Linked DNA regions of Homo sapiens: region 2 is linked to region 1. The links are chromatin loops, found by intact Hi-C in ENCODE. Cell type or tissue: IMR-90. All regions are shown on one strand. Each heading gives the region's core, and the rest is flanking DNA. Links, peaks and the distances in the headings are about the cores only.

Region 1 (12,139 bases), core at 5,890-8,389:
TCTCTTGGGCTCAAGCAATCCTCCCACCTCAGTCTCCTAAGTAGCATGCACCACCATACCCAGCTAACTTTTTATTTTTTGTAAAGACAGGGTTTTGCTATGTTGCCCAAGCTGGTCTCAAACTCCTGGGCTCAAGTAGTGCTCCTGCTTCGGTCTCCCAGAGTGTTAGGTTTACAGGCATGCACCACTGTGCCTGGCCCACGTTGTCAATTTCTATTTTTAAATAGCCTACTGTGATTTTGATTAGGATTGAATTTAATCTGTGGATCAATTTGGTGATAAATGACACCTTAACACTTTTTTGAGTCTTCCAATCCATAAACGTGCACTGTATCCCCATTTACGTAGGTCTTCTTTAATTTCTCTCAGCAAAGTTTTATAGTTTTCAGTGTAGAGGTCATACTCAACTTTTGTTGATTCCCTAAAATTTTATTTTTGTATGTAATCCCAGCTACTCAGGGGGCTGAGGCACAAGAATTGCTTGAACCTAGGAGGCAGAGGTTGCAGTGAGCCGAGGTCGTGCCACTGCATGCCAGCCTGGGTGACAGAGAGAGACTCTGTCTCAAAACGAAGCAAAACAAAACAAAACAAAACTTGGCCGGACGCGGTGGCTCATGCCTGTAATCCCAGCCCTTTGGGATGCTGAGGTGGGTGGATCACCTGAGATCAGGAGTTCCAGACCAGCCTGACCAACATGGTGAAACCCCATCTCTACTAAATACAAAAAATTAGCTGGGCGTGGTGGCGCATGCCTGCAATCCCAGCTACTTGGGAGGCTGAGGCAGGAGAATCACTTGAACCTGGGAGGCAGAGGTTGCAGTGAGGCAAGATTGTGCTACTGCACTCCAGCCTGGGCAACAAGAGTGAAACTCCATCTCAAAAAAATCAAAAACAAAACAAAATCTAGCCAATTAAACATCTTTATTTTTGTGTACAATGTAAGTTAAACTTTTTTTTTTTTTGAGATGGAGTCTTGCTCTGTCACCCAGGCTGGAGTGCACTGGTGTGATCTGGGCTCACTGCAACCTCCGCCTCCCGGGTTCAAGCGATTCTTCTGCCTCAGCCTCCCAAGTAGCTGGGACTACAGGTGCACACCACCACGCCCAGCTAATTTTTGTAATTTTAGTAGAGACGGGGTTTCACCATATTGGCCAGGGTGGTCTTGAACTCCTGACCTCGTGATCCGCCCACCTCTGCCTCCCAAAGTATTGGGATTACAGGTGTGAGCCACCGCGCCTGGCCAAACTTTTTTTTTTTTTTTGAGGCGGAGTTTCGCACTTGTTGTCCAGGCTTGAGTGCAATGGCAGGATCTCGGCTCACTGCAACCTCCGCCTCCTGGGTTCAAGCGATTCTCCTGCCTCAACCTCCTGAGTAGCTGTGATTACAGGTGCCCACCACCATGCCCATCTAATTTTGTATTTTTTTTAGTAGAGATGGGGTTTCACCATGTTGGTCAGCCTGGTCTCAAACTCCTGACCTCAGGTGATCCACCCACCTCGGCCTCCCAAAGTGCTGGGATTACAGGTGTGAGCCACTGCACCCGGTAATATAAGTTAAACTTTAATTTTAATTTTCCAATTGTTTGTTGCTAGTATAGAGACATATAACTAATTTAGATATATTGACCTTGTACCTGGAAACCTTGCTAAATTCATTTATTAGCTTTAGTAGGTGTTTTAAAAATTCATGATTTCCTATGTACAAAATCATATCATCCGTGACTAGAGAAAATTTCACTTCATTCTGTCTAATTTTTATGCTTTGTGTATCTTTTCTTGCATTATTGTACTGGCTGGGAATTACTACTGCATACACATTAGAATGAATAAACATGAAAAATACTAAAAACATCCAATATAAAACAGTACTCCTACTTTGGAAAAAAAGTTTGGCAGTTTCTAATAAAGTTAAACATATGGTCAGGTGCAGTGGCTCACACCTGAAATCCCAGCACTTTGGGAGGTCGAGGCGGGCACATCATCTGAGGTCAGGAGTTGGAGACCAGCCTGGCAAACATAGTGAAACCCTCGCTCAACTAAAAATACAAAAATTAGCCGGGCGTGGTGGTGCGCACCTGTAATCCCAGCTGCTCAGGTAGGAGGCTGAGGCCAGAGAATCGCTTGAACCTGGGAGGCGGAGGTTGCAGTGAGCCAAGACCGAGCCACTGCACTCCAGCCCGGGTGACAGAGCAAGACTCCATCTCAAAATAAATAAATAAGGCCGGGTGTGGTGGCTCACACCTGTAATCCCAGCACTGTGGGAGGCCAAGGTGGGCAGATCACCTGAGGTCAGGAGTTCAAGACCATCTTGGCCAAAATAATGTAACCCTATCTCTACTAAAAATACAAATATTAGTCGGGCGTGGTGACAGGTGCCTGTAGTCCCAGCTACTGGGGAGGCTGAGGCAGGAGAATCGCTTGAACCTGGGAGGCAGAGGTTGCAGTGAGCAGAGATCGCACTGCTGCATTCCAGCCTGGGTCAACAGAGTAAGACCTCCATCTCAAAAATAAAAATAAATAAATAAATAAATAAATAAAAATAAACAGAAACTTCTCTTACTAGGACCCAGCAATTCAACTAGTTGGTATTTGACCAAAATAAATGAAAACATGTGCCCACAGAAAGTCACGTAGAAGAATGTATATATTTTCTTTATTTATAATAGCCAAAATTTTAAAACCTATATATCCACTTACAGTATAAAGGATAAACTGTGTCACATCCAAACAACAAAGTACTACTTTACAAAAAAAAGAAACAAACTACTAATGTATACAACAACATGAATGTATCTCACATATATTAGGCTGAGCAAAAGAAGCTGGACACAAAGAGCACATACTATATGATTTCATACACATAAATATACATACACATTTTTTAGAATAGGGAAAACAAATCTATGATAAAAAAAAATCAGAACAGTTGTTATCTCTGAATGGGGAAGTGACTGACTAGGAAAAGACTTATAGGAACTTTCTGGAGTGATGGTAATGTACTGTATCTTTTTTTTTTTTTTTTTTTTTGAGATGGAGTCTTGCTCTGTTGCCCAGAGTGGAGTGTAATGGCACAATCTCAGGTCACTGCAACCTCTGCCTCCCAGGTGCCAGCGATTCTCCCTGCCTCAGCCTCCCAAGTAACTGAGATTATAGGCACATGCTGCCATGCCCAGCTAATTTTTGTATTTTTGGTAGAGACGGGGGTTTCACCATGTTGGCCAGGCTGGTCTTGAACTCCTGACCTCAGGCCTCTCAAAATGCTGGGATTACAGGCATCAGTCACCACGCGGCCAATGTATTGTATCTTGATAGGGGTGTGGGATACAAGGGTACATGCATTTGTTAAAGCTCAGAGAATTGCACACCTAACATTGTATGTTTCTCAGTATGTAAATTTTACCTCAAAACATTATAAATAAATATTGAATTTTAATTAGGTTTGCTTTTTCGGAGGTACAGGTTAGCAATTATGAATCTATCTTCTGTACATTTTAGGCTTAATCAAGTATATTGGCCAGGCACGGTGGCTCATGCCTATGATCACAGCACTTTGGGAGGCCAAGGCAGGAGTACTCTTTGAGCACAGGAGTTCAAGACCAACCTAGGCAATATGGCGAAACCCTGTCTCTACAAAATAAACAAATAAAAAAATTAGCCAGGCGTGGTGGTGCACACCTGTAGTCCCAGCTACTCAGGAGCCTGAGGTGGGAGGATAACTGGAACCATAGATAGATAGATAGAGGATAATAAGAATCAGGTTTCTGACTGTTAAGGAAAAAAAAAAGTACGTGTGCAAAAGAAGAACACTAGAATGCACCTTGTGAAGTTGGACTGGAATTAGATGTATATAAACTGATGAGAGAGAGAAAGAGAGGAAGAGATATCTGTTTGCTAAGAGGTCCTAGAAGTAATGACAAACCAATAGAGATAAACACATTTGGTACCCAGATCTTGGTTTCTAAAATACTACCACTCTCCACTAAAAGGAACCAGGGATCCTCAAAGAAATGGCTGATTCCATGGCTAAGGTAGAGAAAGTACAAGAAGGGCCTGAAACAATTTATGCCGAAAAGAAAGTGTCAAAGAATTAAGGGGACATGTTAAAAGAACATAGGAGCCCAAAGGACACAGGAGTCAGCTTGAAGGGACTGTCACTGACCAAATCTGGATAATTTAACCACGAAAATAAACGTTAACAGGTTATAATCCATTAAGTAAAATAATAATCCATAAGTTCATACTGATATAAATAACTGGATGTATAAAGAAAGAAATGAAGAAGAATGTAAAATTCAACTAATAAATATAGAAGGAGTGGTATATTTAGAAAAACCTTAACGGATGCCACAGTGAAAGTTTAGTGTGGAACAGTATATTTATGTAGTCTCAAAATACCTTGCCACACATTACTTATTAACAAACAAAGGGGAAATGGTAACTTTGAAGTGGAATAACTTTGTGGACACCACCTTAACCAAAAGATAAAAGCTAATGTTATCAATACTGAGATATGCTGGGTTGGCATAATGTAATTTTTGATATGATGCAAAGGAAAGGACACAATGTTATTTCAGAGGTATTCCTGCCAAAAAGTATAACCTGAATCTCATCACGTACAAACAAAATAAATGCAAATTAAAGGACGTTTTACAGAAAAACTGGTTTGTAGTTTTCAAAAATGTCAAGATGAAGAAACATAAAAGCTGAAAATTCCAGATTGAAGGAAATTAAGATGACAAGAAATAATACAATGTTTGATCCTGAATTGAATCCTGGACTGGTAAAAAATATAAATCATTATTGAGACAATCAATAAAATCTGAATATGGACTATGGATTAGACAATAGTATTGTATCAACATTAAATTCCTTGATTTTGATAAATTAATACAGTTATAAAGAAAACGTCTTGTTATTGGGAAATATACACTGAAGTATTTAATGAATAAGTGACATGATTATATATATAATTAGAAGAGATATATGTACACACATATATACATATAAAATTGAAAGTGGGGAGTAGAATGACATGTAGTTCTCAGTGAGATAACGGTTCTGTTGGATTGACAGAGAAAGCTATAACCATTAACAAGTGAATAAACTGGTCCTTGTCACACACTGGAAGGACAGTGAACTTGAAATTTCATGTCCTGGCTCCTCCACTTACTATCTTTTGTAACTTTGGACAAGTTAACTAGCCTGTCTTAATACTTAGTTTCCTCATTTGTGTGAGCTGGGTATAAAAATCTGGGGTGATAACGATACCCCCAACATAAGGTTTTTTGTTGTTGTTGTTGTTGTTGTTTGGTTGGTTTTTTTGGGGGGGAGGATGGGGGGGTTGAGACAGTCTCGCTCTGTCACCCAGGCTGGAGTTCAGTGGCACAATCTTGGCTCACTGCAACTTCTGCCTCCCAGGCTCAAGTGAATTCTCCTGCCTCAGCCTCCCGAGTAGCTGGGATTACAGGTGCCTGCTACCATGACCAGCTAATTTTTGTATTTTTAGTAGAGACAGGGTTTCATCATGTTGGCCAGGCTGGTCTTGAACCCCTGACCTCAGGTGATCCACCCACCTCAGCCTCCCAAAGTGCTGGGATTACAGGTGTGAACCACCTCGCCTGTCCCACATAGGGTTTTTGAAGGTTCAATGAGTCTAAACTTCTTCCAAAGCCATAGATAAAATAGAGTTTCTGGGCCAGGCACGGTGGTGCAGGCCTGTAATCCCAGCACTTTGGGCGGCCAAGGCGGGTGGATCACCTGAGGTCAGGAGTTCGTGATGAGCCTAACTAACATGGTGAAACATTGTCTCTACTAAATATAAAAAAGCCAGGCGTGGTGGCACATGCCTGTAATCCAAGCTACTTGGCAGGCTGAGACAGGTGAATTGCTTGTACCTGGGAGGCGGAGGTTGCAGTGAGCAGAGATCGCACCATTGCACTCTAGCCTGGGCAACAAGAGGGAAACTCTGTCTCACAAAAAAAAAAAAAAAAAAAAAAAAAAAAAAAAAAATTAGAGTTTCTGACATTACAAAGCTAAGACCAGATTGTGGAATCACATGTCCTCACCAAGTCATGATGACCATGAAAGGCCCTGTCTGATCAGTAGTATAGTCTAGATCTAGGCTGTAAACCTCATAAGGGCTGGGGCTATCTTTTTTGTTCTTCATTGCAGTCCTGGCACTTAGTGCAGTGACTGGTCCAAAGTGGTATTCAATAAATAAGCCCAGTGCTTACAGCCTTAGAGACATGCCTCATGGCTATCATTGCTGGTGGCCACCTAAAAGGCTAGGTATATTTCAGTGTCTCTTGGTAGCCAGTATGCTTTTGCCCATTCATAAATATATGTTGTATAGTAGATAGTAGCACTGATCTGGAAATCTGGAAAACTGGCTCTGCCATTATTTTGACTTTGTCCCCTGCTGCCTATGCCTGTCACTCATTAAGCCACAAAATATTTACTAAATACTTATTACCCAGTGTGCTAATGCTGAGGACACAATGCAGATATAACTATAACAGGACTTATTCTCTGCTGTCATGGCTCATCGGTCCACTGGGAGAAACCAGTTTATAGCAATTATAATACAGTGAGATGGCACTATACTAGAAGGAAGAACAGGGTGCTTTGGGAGTAAATAAAAGGCCCCGTTTTTCTTATCCTGCATACATGAATTGATGTGCCCTAATTTGGTCCTTTTCATTTACCTTGTTCTGAAAGCACCACAGGTTTGCTCAATCTCCTAACACTTGCCTGGCTCCTCAAATGTTATTTTGGCCTCCTTGACTGTAGCTCCTTGCTGGGTATTTAACATCTGACTGTCCAGATTCAGCTTTCTGGCTGTGCCTGATGCTAGGCCACAGAAGGCTGGCTAGAATAACAATTACTGATCATATCCTCAAGATGGCAGCATTGTATAATCATTAAGATCACGATGTGCCATGGGTTCATTAACATACCTTGCTGTGCCATACCATGGGATCTACTAAGAGGATGTCTGGGAGTTGTTTTGTTTTTTTGAGAGAGTTTCACTCTTGTTGCCCAGGCTGGAGTGCAATGGCGCGATCTCGGTTCACGGCAACCTCCGCCTCCTGGGTTCAGGCGATTCTCCTGCTTCAGCCTCTTGAGTAGCTGGGATTACAGGCATGCACCACCACGCCCAGCTAACTTTGTATTTTTAGTAGAGACGGGGTTTCTCCATGTTGGTCAGGCTGGCCTCGAACTCCTGGCCTCAGGTGATCCACCTGCCTTGGCCTCCCAAAGTGCTGGAATTACAGGCGGGAGCCACCGCGCCCGGCCGAGGATGTCTGTTTTTATATCTTCCCTTAATCTTGAAAGAGATGAGCAGTTTCCTTCCCAGGGTGTTTTGTAGTCCTGAGATGCATAAACGGGAGAAATGAAAAAGCAGGTTCTTTGGAGTAAGAAAAATTTGAGTTCAAGTACAAGATGCAACCTTGAGTCATTTAGTGCACCTGGGCAAGTTAAGTAAGATATCTGGGCTTAAGTTGCCCTATCTAAAATTTAAAACAATGAAATTATTTTCCCAATGAAATTTTTTTATGATATAAGATAACATACGTAAGACTAATATTGTATAAAGCACTGTATAAATATTAAAGCACTTTGGGAGGCTGAGGCAGATGGATTGCTTGAGGACAGGAGTTCAAGACCAGCCTGGTCAACACAGCGAAACCCTGTCCATCTCTACTAAAAATATAAAAATTAGCCAGGCGTGTTGGTGCATGTTTACAATTTCAGCAACTCAGGAGGCTGAGGCATAAGAATTGCTTGAATCCAGGAGGCGAAGGCTGCAGTGAGCCAAGATCGCGCCACTGCACTCCAGGCTGGCCGACAGAGTGACTCTGTCTCAAAAAAAAAAAAAAAAAAAAAAAAAATTTAAACTAATTATTACCTATGCGTGGGAAAATCAATCAGTGTAGATGAAAACTCAAACTCAATATCTTCACGTTGATTAGAAGAAAGGTTCTAAAACCTTTAGAATAATCTAGAAATTTTTATCTGTTTCCTATGACACATCTGAAAGTCTACAGTGATGACCTTGTCAAAAGGAATCTTCTACACGAAGATACCAGAAGTGGTCGTGTCATAGTTGTTACACTTTCTTATTTTTGGCTTTGGACAATAATTGTAAAGTTTCTATTTCAGCTGAAAGCTTGTCTCCCTCCCCCAGGAAGGTTAGAGAAAGTCACCTTTGGCTTGAATTGCCTAATAATAACAGCAGCAGAGTATATTTCTAAGAGGTTTATGGCCTAAACAAAGTGCTCTCACATATCCTATATCAACTAGGGCAGAAGCTATGGCAATCAATGATACAGTGTAGGACACAAAAAAATACAGGCTAAGAAGAATGACAGAACTTGAAATCCTAAGCCACAAATCATCAAAACATGGCTTGCATATAGGTTAGAGGGGGCTAGAAGGTAAGTAGAAAGAGTCTTAAGTCTATCATTTGCCTGGCCTACAGAACACACACAAGGAAGCAAGATTTAGGAGCTCAGATCAGGTTCGGAGTCTGACAGGAAGCAAGAAGGGTGTAGAAAGGCTGGTGGGTAGCTAAGGTTTAAATAGGTCAATTGGCTTTAGAATCTGACAGGGAAGAGGCAGAAGAAATGAACACTGATGAAGCAGGAATAAGCAGCATTGTCTAGGAAGGATGGCTGGTGGGGACAGGAAGACAGAGGTGAGTAACCGGGATCAGACAGCTGGATCAAGGAACTGGACAGCACACCAGGAACTGCTGGGTTTGAGATTCAGACACGATGAAGATGGGTGCTGACTCTCAAAACTGTGGGAATTCAGGCACAACTGGAAGTCAGACCCTGATGGAACACCAAGCGGCAGAATTGAGATTTATTGAGCTGCAGATGAACTATGTAAATGAGCCAAGGGGGGAGGGGGATGATTTAAGTCAAATGTAAGCCTACTTAGGTAATCTCTGCTACTTTACTCCCCATTCAGATCTAGAACAGGCAGAAAGCTCTGGACAGGACATGTTCCCTGTAAAAGTAAACAGACATACATCATAGAACAGTGGTGTGGAATGTAAGGAATCCTTCTCAAAAAGCTGGTGTTCTTGGCCGGGCGCGGTGGCTCACGCCTGTAATCCCAGCGCTTTGGGAGGCCGAGGCGGGCGGATCACGAGGTCAGGAGATCAAGACCATCCTGGCTAACACGGTGAAACCCTGTCTCTACTAAAAATACAAAAAGTTAGCCGGGTGTGGTAGCCGGGTGGGCCCTGTAGTCTCAGCTACTCGGGAGGTTGAGGCAGGAGGATAGCGTGAACCCGGGAGCTTGCAGTGAGCCGAGATCGCGCCACTGCACTCCAGCCTGGGCGACAGAGCGAGACTCCGTCTCAAAAATAAATAAATAAATAAATAAAAATAATAAAAATAAAAGCTGGTGTTCTTGGGTAAGCTCTGGCTTCCTCACACCTACGATGGATACAATAGCTGCAGTTACCTAGCTCTTATACTGGCCAGGAAAAACACAAGTCAGTGAATCACAAAATACTCTATGAACTATACAGTGCCATATAAATACAAACTGACTTTTTATGCTTTGTGGATTAGGGCCCTAAAACCCAAAGTTCTTTTTTTGCCCAAAGTTCTTTTTTTCCCTACTCAGCGCCCTGGCTCTGTTCACTGCAGAAAGTCTTTTTGCAGTGGTGTTGGGCTTAGCCAGGCTGAAATGGAGCAGTTAGTTCATTTTCTGTGATAAGTATCAGTGCTTCCTGGCATCAGCATGGAGAGTTAAGAGTTAACAGGATGTGTTCTTAGGACCAGCTCTCCTCAGGAATGGCAACTCAAGCATCTTCCAAATTTAGTCTCACAAAGAAGAGTTAGATTACTATAGTGAGTAATAATGAGTCACGAGGAGCACAGTTTCATGCCCTTGCTAATGAACAATGCAGAGGAAGAGAACAGGGGCTGAGAAAAGAAAGGGACATAGAAATTGCAGAAACTCCAAAATACTATAAAATTCTTCCAAATAAAAATAGCTAACACAAATATTCCAAAATGCCACATATGACAGCACATTTCCAGGAATTAATGGTTGTTGTGATTAAAATAGAAAATTTAAAATACAATTTGATTATCTAAATATTGCCGGGACAGACTGATTAGAATAAGGTAATGGGAGTGGGATAGGAAACACAGGCGAAATGCAGCATTTAGTCTTTTTTTGTGCTTCTCAAGTCCTGGCCTTATCAGTAATGTTTTCAATGAGTAGATGGAACATTGATGACTTGAATTTCCTCCCTGTCAGGACATATCTCTGGCATTGCATATATTACACTGCAGAGTGTTCATTGCAGACAAACGAGTTAAAGCCTCCGGCATTATTTCACAGTAACTCTTTGCCAAGGATTAGACTACGTTGAAGAGTAAAAGTCATTTTGTGTTTTCCCTTTATGAAAATCTATGCAAGGACTTTTCAGACTAAAAGAGATTTACAGAGGTCACTTAAGTAATGCCCCTCCCCCACCCCCAGGGAAAGCTATACTGAAAAGTAAGGTATAATTATTGCCTTTTTTTTTTTTTTTTTTTTGAGACAGAGTCTTGCTCTGTTGCCCAGGCTGTAGTGTAGTGGCGTGATCTCGGCTCACTGCAACCTCTGCCTCCCAGGTTCAAGCAATTCTCCTGCCTCAGCCTCCCGAGTAGCTGGGACTACAGGTGCTTGCCACCACGCCCAGCAAATTTTTGTATTTTTAGTAGAGAAGGGGTTTCACCATGTTGGCCAGTCTGGTCTCGAACTCCTGACCTTGTGATCCACCTGCTTTGGCCTCCCAAAGTGCTGGGATTACAGGCGTGAGCCACTGCACCTGGCCAGTATCTTCTAATTTCTAACTACCTATCTATTGGTATGTTTTGCGGTTAGAGAATCTGATTTTCCTAACATTTAAGTATTAAAGAGCACAAGTCAAGATCTGCCTGTCAGAATTTTACATTTTATCTGAATTTTAAGAAGCTGTAAAAGACAAAGAGTATGTTAGTTTCTTCTTTCTACTTCAAAATATAGGAGTCATCATCAATAAATGGCACAATTTTTTTTTTTCTTTGAAAGTACAAACAGGGTTTTACCACATTGCCCAGGCTGGTCTCAAACTCCTAAGCTCAAGTCATCTGCCCCCTCGCCCTCCAAAGTGTTGGGATTACAGGCATGAGCCACCGCACCCAACCAATAGCACAATATTTTTAAAGCAATCTTAAAATCTGACATCTTTTAAAAGATTACAACATTGAAGTCCAGGAAAATATTTAAGGTAGAGTCACAATTAAAATCAGATTTCCTGACTAAGGTCAGGATAACATTTTCTGACATAATTTAACCTGTCCTTAAATACCCAACTAAAGGGATAATTTGGTTTCTCTTCTCCCACCCCAAAATAATTTTTAAGAATAATATAGGCCAGGTGTGGTGGCTCACGCCTGTAATTCCAGCACTTTGAGAGGCAGAGGTGGGCGGATCACCTGAGGTCGGGAGTTCGAGACCAGCCTGACCATCATGGAGAACCTCGTCTCTACTAAAAATACAAAATTAGTCGGGCGTGGTGGCGCATGCTTATAATCCCAACTACTTGGGAGGCTGAGGCAGGTGAATCACTTGAACCTGGGAAGCAGAAGCTGTGGTGAGCCGAGATCATGCCATTGCACTCCAGCCTGGGCAACAAGAGTGAAAATCTGTCTCAAAACAACAAACAAAAAAACAAACAAAAAAACATGAGATTACTTTTTCTCATACTTGGCTCACTGTAGTTTTGATTCCGAAGACATCTATTCTGTTTTCCAGGAAACTCATTCTCTTTACCCCACCCCCTGCTGCTTGCTTCCACCGAATCTAAGAATCTATAGAACTCAATTGCTTCACTAATGGGCAACAAATGTGTCTTGTTAGCTATGTCATAAAACAGACATTTTTAATAGCATGAGCACATCCTTGCAAACAACAGACTTGCAAAATTCTTGAGATTTTGAAATTGGGGGGAGAGAGAGAATAGGGGAATTGCACAATTAAATGTATTGAGTTTTAGAGCAATATGCTGGTCAGAAAAGAAAACCTAACAATCTCTTTTAAGTCTGTAAAGATAAATGAAAAGATTGAATAGTCCATGAATACGGGTT
Region 2 (12,139 bases), core at 5,638-8,137, 78 kb after region 1:
GCTCCTGGGATGGAGAAATATGAGATGAACCTGGAACATTCTATTATGGTGCCACAAAGGAAATCTAAAAAAAAAAAAAAAAAAAAAAGTGGTTGGCTAGGAGCAGTGGCACACGCCTGTGATTCCAGCACTTTGGGAGGCCGAAGTGGGCAGGAGTTCAAGACCAGCCTGGCCAACATAGTGAAACCCTGTCTCTACTAAAAATACAAAAATTAGCCGGGTGTGGTGGCGGGCGCCTGTAATCCCAGCTTTTCAAGAGGCTGAGGCAGAAGAATCGCTTGAACCCGGGAGATGGAGGTTGCAGTGAGCTGAGATCGTGCCACTGCACTCCAGCCTGGGCGTTGCAGTGAGACTCCGTCTCAACAACAACAAAAAGGTGGATACATGTCAAAAGGGCACAGGAGCCACTTGAAGGATTATACTTGCTAAATCTGTGTCAATTATCAAAATAAACTGGTAGCAACGTTACAACTCACTGAATAAGATACCATGATTCCATGTTGACTTAAAAATGGAGAGAAGAGAAAGCTCTAACTTGAATGTCAGCTAATTTAAGGTGAAAGGATTTTATGTGTTAGAAAAATCACCATTTTGCAAACTAGTTTTCAGAATCCTTAATATATGTCATCTCTTTTATTCCTCATAACAGTAATAAGAAACAGTTAACTGTTTCAGAAAAGAGTGGGGCTGCCCAAGGCAAGGCATGTTGGTAATTGGTAAGCTTTATAGAGCCAAGACCTCAACCTGATTTTCTTGCTTTCATGCAGTTAAGCCATGGTGCTCCTCTTGTTATATCACCCTTTTAAACCCAGAGATTGATAGTATTAGCCATCATTTGCTGAGTGTCATGCACTATTCTAAGTGCTTTACATGTATTTGCCTAATCAGCGCCCTGTGAAGTACATCCTGTCTCCATTTTGCATATAAGGATACCAAAGCACAGAGTTGGAGGGAAGATAGTTATATTCCCTTACTTTATTTATTTATTTTTTTGAGACAGGGTCTCGCACTGTCGCCCAGGCTTGAGTGCTATAAGACCTTAAGTTTCCCCTTTCAAAGTAGTTTATAGTGTCTAAATATCTTACATAAAAGTATATATCAAATAGGGTGGCAGTCTGGAAAGATTTAAAATCCAGAATGACTGGAAGGTTGGGCAACTAAGATTTCTTAAATTGCAGCTGTTTTCAACATAGATGTGTTGTAGAGTCTTTTCGGTTTCAAAATTAAATTGACTATAAATGGAGTGTGCTTAATTCAGATCTAAAAATTTTGGAATTAGAATATTGGGTGCTTGGCTGAGTGCTGTGGCTCACGCCTGTAATTCCAGCACATTGGTAAGCCCAGGTGGGCGGATCACTTGAGGTCAGGAGTTTGAGACCAGCCTGGTTAACATGGTGAAACCCCATCTCTGCTAAAAATGCAAAATTAGCCGGGCATGGTAGTGCACGCCTGTAGTCCCAGCTACTTGGGAGGCTGAGGCAGAATTACTTGAACCCAGGAGGCAAAGGCTACAGTGAGCCGAGACTGAGCCACTGCACTCCAGCCTAGGCGACAGAGCGAGACTCTGTCTCAAAAAAAAAAAAAAAAAAAAAAGTATTGTGTGCTTATATTGCCTCCCTTACCCCCTCAAACTTGGGCAGGGCAGAGCCCATCTATAATAAGCAAATGGATAGTTTCTGCATCTGTCGTCAACTTTACACAAACAAACATTTTTATTCTTGGAGCATTTTTGAACTAAGATCTAGGCACTTTAAAAGACAAAGGCAATGAGTAGCTTCCCTGTATCGACACCCAGTAAGTTAAAAAGCAGTCTTACAGAGCCTTAAGTAAAATGTTTGGAGTAACTTGGTTCTTTCTTTGTAGCATTTTCTAATTTACTATTTGACATATATCTGATTAGAGAATATAGATGTACTTAATTGTTTAGGGTGTTAAAGAAAATAGGAGTGACAGTAATAAAACAAGATGTGTCCACTGGTATAACAGTGGGATAAGGATATCTTTGAAGTGCTTAGAAATATGTTAATCTCAGTAGATTGCAGAGTATTTTTTTTAGTATTTTTTAATTTACATGAAAATCTGGGAAATTTTAATAGTAATTTTCCAGTCTAGTCATGAATTTTTCATTACATCCACCAGATGGAAACTGATTCTGCCATATGCAAAAGGCTGCTATGTGATAGTGCTGGGGATTGGGGTGGCAGGGGGATGTGAACAGGCAGAATGGAGTAAGGGCCTTTAGTGAAAGTATGAGGGAATGACTTTAAGAGGCAGGACAGTACTTTGTGTATGTTTTGAAAGTAATTGTGGGCCTGGTATGGTGGCTCAGGTCTGTAAATCCCAGCACTTTGGGAGGCTGAGGCAGGTGGATCACGATCATGAGGTCAGGAGCTCAAGACCAGCCTTACCAACATGGTGAAACCCCATCTCTACTAAAAAAAATACATATATATATATATACACACACACACACACACACAAATTAGCTGGGCGTGGTGGCACGCACCTGTAATTCCAGCTACTTAGGAGGCTGAGGCAGGAGAGTCTTGAACCCAGGAGGCAAGAGGTTGCAGTGAGCCACTGCACTCCAGCCTAGGCGACAGAGCGAGACTGTCTCAAAAAAAGAAGTAATTGTGTGTGTCCTACAAGGCTGCGCTGGTGTCTTGATCCTTTGGCCTTCAAATAGCAAAGGTTTGCCATTCCTTAGGAGTCATTAAACTCCCTTCACCCCTCATCTATTCACTAAAATATAGGAGCACTCCACAAAATATGCAGGTCCAGGAGAGAAAGGGGCAAATGATCAGGCTTTTTACTAATTTATCCACTGACATGTTTGGTCATTTTGTGGCTCATTAGTAGAATCCATATTTAGAGCCAAATGCTAGAGCTCATTTTCTTTTGTCTTTTCGACACCAGTTAATGAATATGAAGCCCAAAAAGATGTGCAGATGTGGTCAAGCTCCCCAAGCAAGACTAGAACCCAGGCCAAATAGTACTACTCATATTTAGAGGTAATATATGTTTTCTAGTGGCACATTTATGCCAGAGCAGTTTTTTAATATAATGCATTTATTAGCCAACCCTTACCTAGTTATCATCAATACTTCATCAGTGTGTTGATGATAGCAAAAAAAAAAAAAAAAAAAAAAAAAGGCCAGTCTTGTTGCTTCATGGTCTTATTAAAAATTGACTTTTTTCTAAAAATCACCTTAAAACTTGACTAAAATTGTATTTGGATTTAAGATACATTATATCTACAAGAGTGGAATGCATTAATTAGATTTGCAGTCTGCTACATAAAACCAAACTTGACCAAGTTATTTTTGCTTGAAGTTGTGAATATTTTTACACTTTTAGAGCATTTCCGTGTACCTAAGTTTATATAGATTGTTCTAATATACCAGTGTATTCATTGACAGGGTGTTCTTTCTCATAGTTCTGTAGTACTTTTATAGCCTGTCATTTATGGAACAGAATGTCTTAGGTAAAAAAAATGTAGCCTTTTCTCATCATCACCATATTAAGTCTTCAATGCTGCTAATTCAGAGAAGCAAAATAGTTTGAATAACTGTTGGAAACAATTCCCGTGGATTTCAGGCAGCCTGCCATTGGCTCTGTATGCCAATGGACAGCGGCACACATCTTGGTGATAAAATGCTGCATTAGATATTTAGGATCAGAAGAAAGGGTGGAGGTGGATATTTTTAGAAACTGCTTTTAACGGTTGCTAAGTAAATATTTTTTATTGCAAAACTGGTTTGCACCGTGCTAACGTATGTAACTCCGTTAACAGCATAATGTTTTAATCTCCGTTTAGACAGTAAAACCAATTTTTTTTTGTTTTTTGTGCCAAAAGAAGTGAAACTAAATATTTGAGATAGTTTTTAAAATCATTGACCATCCTGTACCCTGCAAAATTGTGAAGCATACATTACTGAGTTTTCTATAATGGCATGCATGATTTTTTTTAGCCTATGACAAAGTGCAATTCCTATACAAACAGTAATAGGAATTGAGTTTTTAAATGCCAGGCACTGTGCTAGTCCCTGGGAATTCAGGGGTGACAATTCAAATGGACCTATATGCAACATAGGGTGTTACAGATACAGTACTCATGGGGCAGATGGAGACCAGAGAAAATAATCTATGAATTGCATCTGAAAGGATGAGTAGGGCGGGCGCGGTGCCTCACGCCTGTAGTAATCCCAGCACTTTGGGAGGCCGAGGCGGACGGATCACCTGAGGTCGGGAGTTTGAAACCAGCCTGACCAAACATGGAGAAACCCTGTCTCTACTAAAATTACAAAATTAGCTGGGCGTGGTGGCGCATGACTAATTCCAGCTACTCAAGAGGCTGAGGCAAGAGAATCTCTTGAACTCAGGAGGTGGAGGTTGCGGTGAGCCAAGATGGCACCATTGCACTCCAGCCTGGGCAACAAGAGGGAAACTCCGTCTCAAAAAAAAAAAAAAGGTTGAGTAAGGTTTCGGCAGACGGTGAAGACTCCTCGTCTTGGAGGAATGGTAGCAAAACACACCCACATGAATGATTTCAGCCAACAGAGAGCACCCATTCCTTAGCACAGAGCCAAATGAGTGGCATAGAAAGTGTCGAAGGTTCACGTGGGTTCGATAATGAGAATGCCCTCAGTCACAAACATTTTAACCAAAAGTTGAAATAATGAAGTATATAGGGTAAGAAATGTTCAATCCAGCCGTGACCCTATCCAATGACAGTTTTATTGGTCTGCAAATCCTTGCAATGCCACCAAGGAGGAGATTGAACAAAAGTGAGATCATAAATGATACTAAATGTTAGGGACAGAAGATGATAAGTAAAAACATTCAAGCAGCAAGCATAAACCCAACTTTTGGGAAATGTGGGGGGAAATAAGATGGTTTTTAGGGCAGGTAGCAGCCCTGAGAGTATAATTTTTTTTTTTTTTTTTTGAGACAAAGGCTGGATCTTGGCTCACTGCAATCTCCACCTCCGGGTTCAAGCGATTCTCGTGCCTCAGCCTCCCGAGTAGCCGGGATTCCAGGCACGCACCACCACAGCCGGCTAATTTTTTTGTATTTTTAGGGAAGACAGGGTTTTGCCGTGTTGCCCAGGCTGGTCTCAAACTCCTGTGCTCAGCCAATCCGCCCACCTTGGCCTCCCAAAGTGCTGGGATTACAGGTGTGAGCCACTGCACCCGGCCTCAATTTTCTGATCAGTGGTAGGGAGTCAGAAAACAAGTTCTTCATGCCATCACACCAAGTCTAACCCTCTAAAAAGTCTTGTTCCTCATGCTAACAGTTGCTTCAATAACAACCTCATAAATTGGTGGTAAAGACTCACTGGTTTCCATTACATATTGAAAGTTTGGATTCTAAGGCTGATAATCTGCTCATATGGGATAAATCTATCTTGCTTTTTTTTTTTTTTTTTTGAAACAGGGTCTCACTCTGTTGCCCAGTTTAGAGTGCAGTGGCATGATCATGGCTCACAGCAGCCTCAACCTCCTGGGCTCAAGCATTCCTCTGCCTCAGCCTTCCAAGTAGCTGTAGCTGGGACTACAAGTGCGCACCACCATACCCAGCTATTTATTTTTTTAGAGACGGGATCTCTCTGTTGCCTGGGCTGATCTCAAACTCCTGGGCTCAAGCCATCCTCCTGTCTCAGCCTCCCACAGTGTTGGGATTACAGGTGTGAGCCACTGCACCCAGCCTTAATGTCTTTTTAAATGCCCCTATCTGCAGTTTCTGTCCTTAAAGGAAAATGTCATATATTTATAACTGGACATCAGGAAGGAAAGCACTGTACATTAATTTTACTCTGAATGATTGCCTGTGCCTTTTTATAAAGTCACATTCAAATGTGCATTGTCACCCAGGAGAATATCAAGCCTAATAGGAGGACTTTGCTGCTTGCAAAATCTGGAGATACCTTACTCTGTGCTTTTTTGTCCCTGGATACTATGTTTGGAGTGGTGACAAGCTTAGAGAAATGAGAAGAAAATGGTGATGCATGGAAAGTAAACAGTGAAATGGTTGACTCTTGAAGCTCTGGTCTTCCTTTGGAAAAATTCCCCATTCAAGGTCACAGAGCTTTTTAGTGGCAGGGCTAGGAAAGAACCCAACTGGTACACTTTTGGCCACTGAACTGCTACTCTAGGCATGGGGCAGTGATTTTAAGTATGATTCCAGAACCAGCAGCACCAGCGTTGTCTGCGTATTTGTTAGAAATGCACATTCTTATGCCCTGCCACAGACCCACTGAATGGAACTCGGGCTGGAGTCTAGTAATCTGTGTTTTAAGAAGAAACCCTCCATCCTGGCCATCCCCAGGTGATTCTGGTGTGCAATAAAGTTTGAAGAGCCACTGGCAAACGAGAATGAGACTGAATGGGTGGCAGAATGAACTGGGAAGGGATCTGGTGCAAGACCTATTATTTGTTTCAGTATCCTCATCTATAAAGGGGGAGTAATCACCAGGCTGTCAATCTGCTGCTAGTCGTGAGTATGGAATGAAGTCAAATACCACAGGACTTGCCCCAGACAGTGGAGAGCTGAAGGCATGTCTTAGCTTATAAAAACTGCTCATTTCTTCCCAACTGTACATTTGGTGACATGGTAGCTTGAAATTAGCTGTGGTGAGAAACTGGAAAACCCTACAATCAGGGCCTGCCTCTCAACCCCAGCTGGATTAAGAGAAAATGTAAAATTAGGAGAGAAATCTGTTTTATGTATCTTAGCAGGACTTCAAAATCACATATCATGAATCTAGGAAGCCACACATTTCCCAGGTGTGGGGTAAGAAGAGAAGTGCCTAAAGCCAGACATGCAAGTTTGAGAGTTCTTATTCCAGGAGTGATAGGTGAAGTTGCAGAGCTATGTGAATTCTTCCAGCCTGAGGGTATTGATGTGGAAGTGAGGGCTGAACACAGAACTCTGAGGGATATGAAGCTAAAGAATGATTAAATACTGGAGAAGAATGGGAGTAGTCACAAAGGAGGACATCCAGAAAGTTAGTCATGTCTTATGAAGAAGTCAAGGAGAAAGCTGTATTGTTTATTAGTCATGGTACTTAATGACAAACTCTTGAATAATGGCTTTATGCAAAATGTCTTTCTCCCTAATGTGAGCCAAGTAACCTGCCTTCAATCTTCTGACAACACCATCTGGAACTTGAGGCCTTCCAGACTGACGCAGCAGAGAGGCACACCAGCAATGAACTGGCTGAGCTGGGAAGTGACACACACACATACCACTGTTACGTAGTTTATTGGCCAGAACTACTCAGCCCCCATCTATTTGCAAAGGAAGTTTAAAGATGTGGGGAAGAGGATAGGTATGTAGTTCCTTCTAATGTTCTTGCTCACAAATTGTATGTACTATTTTAGAGAAAGTTGAGTGTGTACAGAAGCAGTCTCTGGCTGTTTGTACCCTCAGGTATCTAGGCTAGATCTTCCAGGAAGGCAGAACCTCAGGCTGTAAACTCAGATGACTCTCCACTGGCTCCTTGCCTGGTTTTCAGGGCTTGTCACATAGGAAAACAAGCCATGCAGTCCCCTGTTGCTAGGAAATGCATAAACATAGCAAGAAATAACCTGCCCATCTGCTGAGGGTTTAGCATTGCAACTTTCCCATAAATGACCAACAGCTGTTTGACTTTTGGGGGGCAATATCTCTGTGTTGGTGGCATAGGAATAAGGAAGAGAAGAGAGGACCAGGCATGATGACTCACACCTGTAACCCCAGCCCTTTGGGAGGCTGAGGTGGGTGGATTGCTTGAGCTTAGGAGTTCAAAACTAGGCTGGGCAACATGACAAAACCCCATCTCTACAAAAAATACAGAAATTAGCCTGGCATGGTGGTGTGTGCCTGTAGTCCCAGCTACTCAGGAGGCTGAGATGGTAGGATCACTTGAGCCCGGGAGGTTGAGGCTGCAATGACCCATGATTGTGCCACTGCACCCCAGCCTGGGCAAAAGAGTGAGACCCCCATCTCGAAAAATAAGGAGAAGAGAGTAAGGTTTTTTTTGTTTTTTTTTTTTAAGGCAAAGGCCATATCTCCCTTTCCCCTTGTACTCATAGAGTCTAGCATAAAAAGGTGACCAGTAAAACTGCTGTTGAATATTAATGTACATCAGGATAGTATTCGCTTTCTTTCAGCAGTTTTGACCCAGATTTGTGGTCAGTTAAAACCCTACTATTGGCCAGGCATGGTGGCTCATGCCTGTAATCCCAGCACTTTGGGAGGCCAAGGCGGGTGGATTGCTTGAGGCCAGGAGTTTGAGACCAGCCTGGCCAACATGGTGAAACCTGTCTACTAAAAATACAAAAATTAGCCGGGTATGGTGGTGGGTGCCTGAAATCCCAGCTACCCAGAAGGTGGAGGGAGGCAGGAGAATCACTTGAACCTGGGAGGCAGAGGTTGCAGTGAGCCAAGATGGTGCCACTGAACTCCAGCCTGGGCAACAGAGCGGCGAGACTCCATCTCAAAAAACAAACAAACAAAAAACCCCTGCTATCTCTTATTCAAGATCTGTTGTCAGGTCACATCTATCTTGAACCTATGCAAAAAAAAAAAAATTGTTTTGTTTTACCCACATGCCAATTGTAGATTCAGAGCTTTTTATTTTATTTTATTTTTGAGATGGAGTCTTGCTCTGTCACCCAGGCTGGAATGCAGTGGTGTGATCTCAGCTCACTGCAACCTCTGCCTCCAGGGTTCAAGTGATTCTCCTTCCTCAGCCTCCCGAGTAGCTGGGATTACAGTCGCGTGCCACCATAGCCAGCTAATGTTTTTGTATTTTTAGTAGAGACAGGGTTTACTGTGTTAGCCAGGGTGGTCTCGATCTCCTGACCTCGTGATCCACCCGCCTTGGCCTCCCAAAGTGCTGGGATTACAGGCGTGAGCCACCATGCCGGGCCATAGATTCAGAGCTTTAAAGTGGCCTATTAACCAGAATAACCCCAAAAGGAATTAGCAAAAGTCCCCTTTTTCAAGAAAGCCCACTTTCTTGAAAATAGAACTGTAATCCTCATCTTAACTGTAAAAGGAATTTTATTAATACTTGGTCTAGGGCTTTTTTTTTGAGAAGGAATTTCACTCTTCTTGCCCAGGCTGGAGTGCAATGGTGTGATCTCGGCTCACCACAATCTCCGCCTCCCAGGTTCGAGTGATTCTCCTGCCTCAGCCTCCCAAGTAGCTGGGATTACAGGCATGAGCCACCACACCCAGCTAATTTTGTACTTTTAGTAGAGATGGGGCTTCACCATCTTGGTCAGGCTGGTCTCGAACTCCTGACCTCAGGTGATCTGCCTGCCTCGGCCTCCCAGAGTGCTGGGATTACAAGCATGAGCCACCGTGCCCGGCCTTTTCTCTTTTTTTTTTTTTTTTTAAGAGATGGGGTCTTACTATATTGCCCAGACTGGAGTGCAGTGGCTGTTCACAGGTGTGATCATAAAAATACACTGAAGCCTGCAACTCCTGACCTCAAGTGATCCTCTTGCCTCAGCATCCCAAGTAGCTGGGACTACAGGCACACACCACTGAACACAGTTCTTATTTTGTTTTAAAAGTATGTTTTCAAAAGCCCAGTGTTTCAGGCCTAAATCTAACAACTTCAATTATTTTTGGAGATGGGGTCTTGCTCTATCACCCATGCTGGAGTGCAGTAGCACCATCAGAGCTCCCTGCAGTCTCTAACCCCTGGCCTCAACCAATCCTGCCTCAGGTATGCAACACCATGGCTGGGTAATTTTTTCTTCTTCTTCTTCTTCTTTTTTTTTTTTTTTTTAAGATGGTCTTGCCGTGTTACCCAGGCTGGTCTTGAACTGCTGGCCTCCCAAAGCACTGGGATTCCAGGCTTGAGCCATCATGCCCAGCCCAACTTTCCTTTTTTCTCTAATTCTTGCTGACCTTCATGCAGACTTTATTATTATTATTATTATTTGAGGCAGAGTTTCACTCTTGCTGCCCAGGCTGCAGTGCAATGGTGTGATCTCGGCTCACTGCAGTCTCTGCCTCCCCGGTTCAAGCGATTCTCCTGCCTCAGCCTCCCAAGTAGCTGGGATTACAGGTGCCCGCCACCACGCCCAGCTAGTTTTTTTGTGTATTTTTAGTAGAGATGGGGGTTCGCCATGTTGGCTAGGCTGGTCTCGGACTCCTGGCCTCAGGTGATCCGCCCACCTCAGCTTCCCAAAATGCTGGGATTTCAGGCGTGAGCCACTGCTCCCTACTCATGCAGACTTTAAAACTGCAGTGTTTTCTTAGGCTTGTCTGTTGCTCAAGAACTTGCCATCTCTTCTTTTGCTTCCCAAAAGACTTTTGCTTCCCAAAAGAACATGGAAGATGACTCAAGAACTTATTTGGGTCTGTTTAACAGCTGGCTCTAGAATACAGCCCACTCTTAAGGTGGCTTGTCACTTTGGTTACACTGTGTGCTCTAGTTATTTGACATATAAACTTTCACCTCAGGCTCTTGTGCAACTTGAATTCCAAATCCATGCTTTGAAATGGCTAGCTAATTATCCCAGTTGACTCACTATGTCTACAAATGAATCTACTATCTTGCCTCTCTAAACCTGCCCTTCCTTCTATGCATGGACGAGCAGGACACCTGGGAGCCACCCTTGACTCCTCTATCAAGTCCATCTCACTGTTTCCTTGAATTTGCCCTTTACTATCGCTTACCTGAACTCTTTTTTTTGTTTGTTTGAAACAGAGTCTCATTCGCCACCCAGGCTGGAATACAGTGGCATCATCTCGGCTCACTGCAACCTCTGCCTCCCGGGTTCAAGTGATTCTCCTGCCTCAGCCTCCCGAGTAGCTGGGATTACAGGTGCCCACCACCATGCCCGGCTAATTTTTGTATTTTTAGTAGAGATGGGGTTTTGCCATGTTGCCCAGGCTGGTCTTGAACTCCTGACCTCAGGTGATCTGGTCATTTTGGCCTCCCAAAGTGCTGGGATTACAGGCGTGAGCCACTGCGCCTGGCTGCCTGAACACTTGAAGTAGCTCTTATCTAAGCTTCATTCTCCATATGATTCTTGAATGTGCCCCTTCCCACCCCCACTGCTTTCAGGATAATGACCAAATTCCGTGATCTGTTCCCTGTTTACCAAGCTATCCAAATTTATCTCTTGGCTTCTATTCCCAGCCCCAATTTCCATCCCACACAGTACGCTCCAGATACACTCGCAATTCCCAGGATTCATTGTGCCATCTTGCCTTCATATGTTTCTCTGTGCTAGAAATGCCTTCCACTTTCTCCAATCTGCCTCTTTGTTCAAAAGCCAATTCAAACGTCTCTGGGAAGTTTCCCACACCACGAGAAAAGCTGGTCTGTGCCTCCTCTGCGCCTTCACTGCCGCGCTTTCCTAGCCAGATTTTGCAATTGTATTTCTGCAATTACTCAAACGTGTTTCCTTCTGACCAGACAAAGCTCCCCAAGGCCGGACTTCATTCATCTTTACTCCTAATGCTTGAGGAAGGGCACATGAGTTGCAGATGCTTAGTGACTATTTTTTTTAGTGATAGACTCATGGGGGAAGGCAGCTTAGCTATAGCTAAGACAACCTTGGGGTGTGCAGGTGGGGGCGGTGAGGTGACTTCCAACCAGAAAAGAACTTGTAAATCTATAGGCATAGGTCATAAACTGAGCGTGTGTTTCACCCAAAGATGTGTTCATTTCTCTCCAGGGGGACATAGCTGGGGGTGAGAGAAGCGTGGAGGACACAAGATTTTGGCATTGAAAAATAGCAAAGAGTCTAAAAATGTTATTCCTGGAAGGGACATTCAAGATCATAAAACATTAGGACAAGACTGCATCTTTTAAATGTACATTTTAAAATATGCTTCAACACTCTGCTATTGAGGACACTGGCTCAGAAAGGCGGAACTGACTGCATTAAGGCCATAAAACAATTTAGTGGTTTCTTCACCCTTTTTTTTCCCTAAGAGACAGGGTCTCACTTTGTTGCCCAGGCTGGAGTGCAGTAGCATAATCACAGCTCACTGCAGCCTTGACATCCTGGGCTCAAGTTAATCTTCCCACCTCAGCCTCCCAAGTAGCTGGGACTACAGGTGTGCACCCCCATGCCTGGCTGGTTTTTAAAATTTTTATTATTTTTTTTTTAATGTAGAGACAGAG

The links. Peaks named below come from ENCODE experiments on the same cell type or tissue, not always from the same donor. Only the 100,000 strongest peaks of a DNase experiment are listed, where the experiment ranks them.
Region 2: a loop joins it to region 1, with 2.4 times the contacts of the local background. A loop is called at or near these places in 22 of 110 quality-filtered maps.

What each region holds. Positions count from the first base shown.
Region 1 is chr5:149,559,699-149,571,837 of GRCh38, reverse strand. It overlaps a transcript of ARHGEF37 not described here. Among named protein-coding and RNA genes, the nearest start is that of CSNK1A1, 14 kb to the right of the region's middle. In IMR-90, for the core only: a CTCF peak has its summit at 6,909 (motif pointing right); DNase peaks (open chromatin) are centred at 6,927 and 8,117; H3K27ac peaks cover 1,019 bases.
Region 2 is chr5:149,481,311-149,493,449 of GRCh38, reverse strand. It overlaps CSNK1A1 (casein kinase 1 alpha 1), which reads left to right. Exons shown (of 10, transcript NM_001892.6): 10 at 1-468. It also overlaps LOC124901105. Among named protein-coding and RNA genes, the nearest start is that of MIR145, 57 kb to the right of the region's middle. In IMR-90, for the core only: no CTCF peak of the experiment used is centred there; DNase peaks (open chromatin) are centred at 6,499, 7,189 and 7,509; H3K27ac peaks cover 2,500 bases.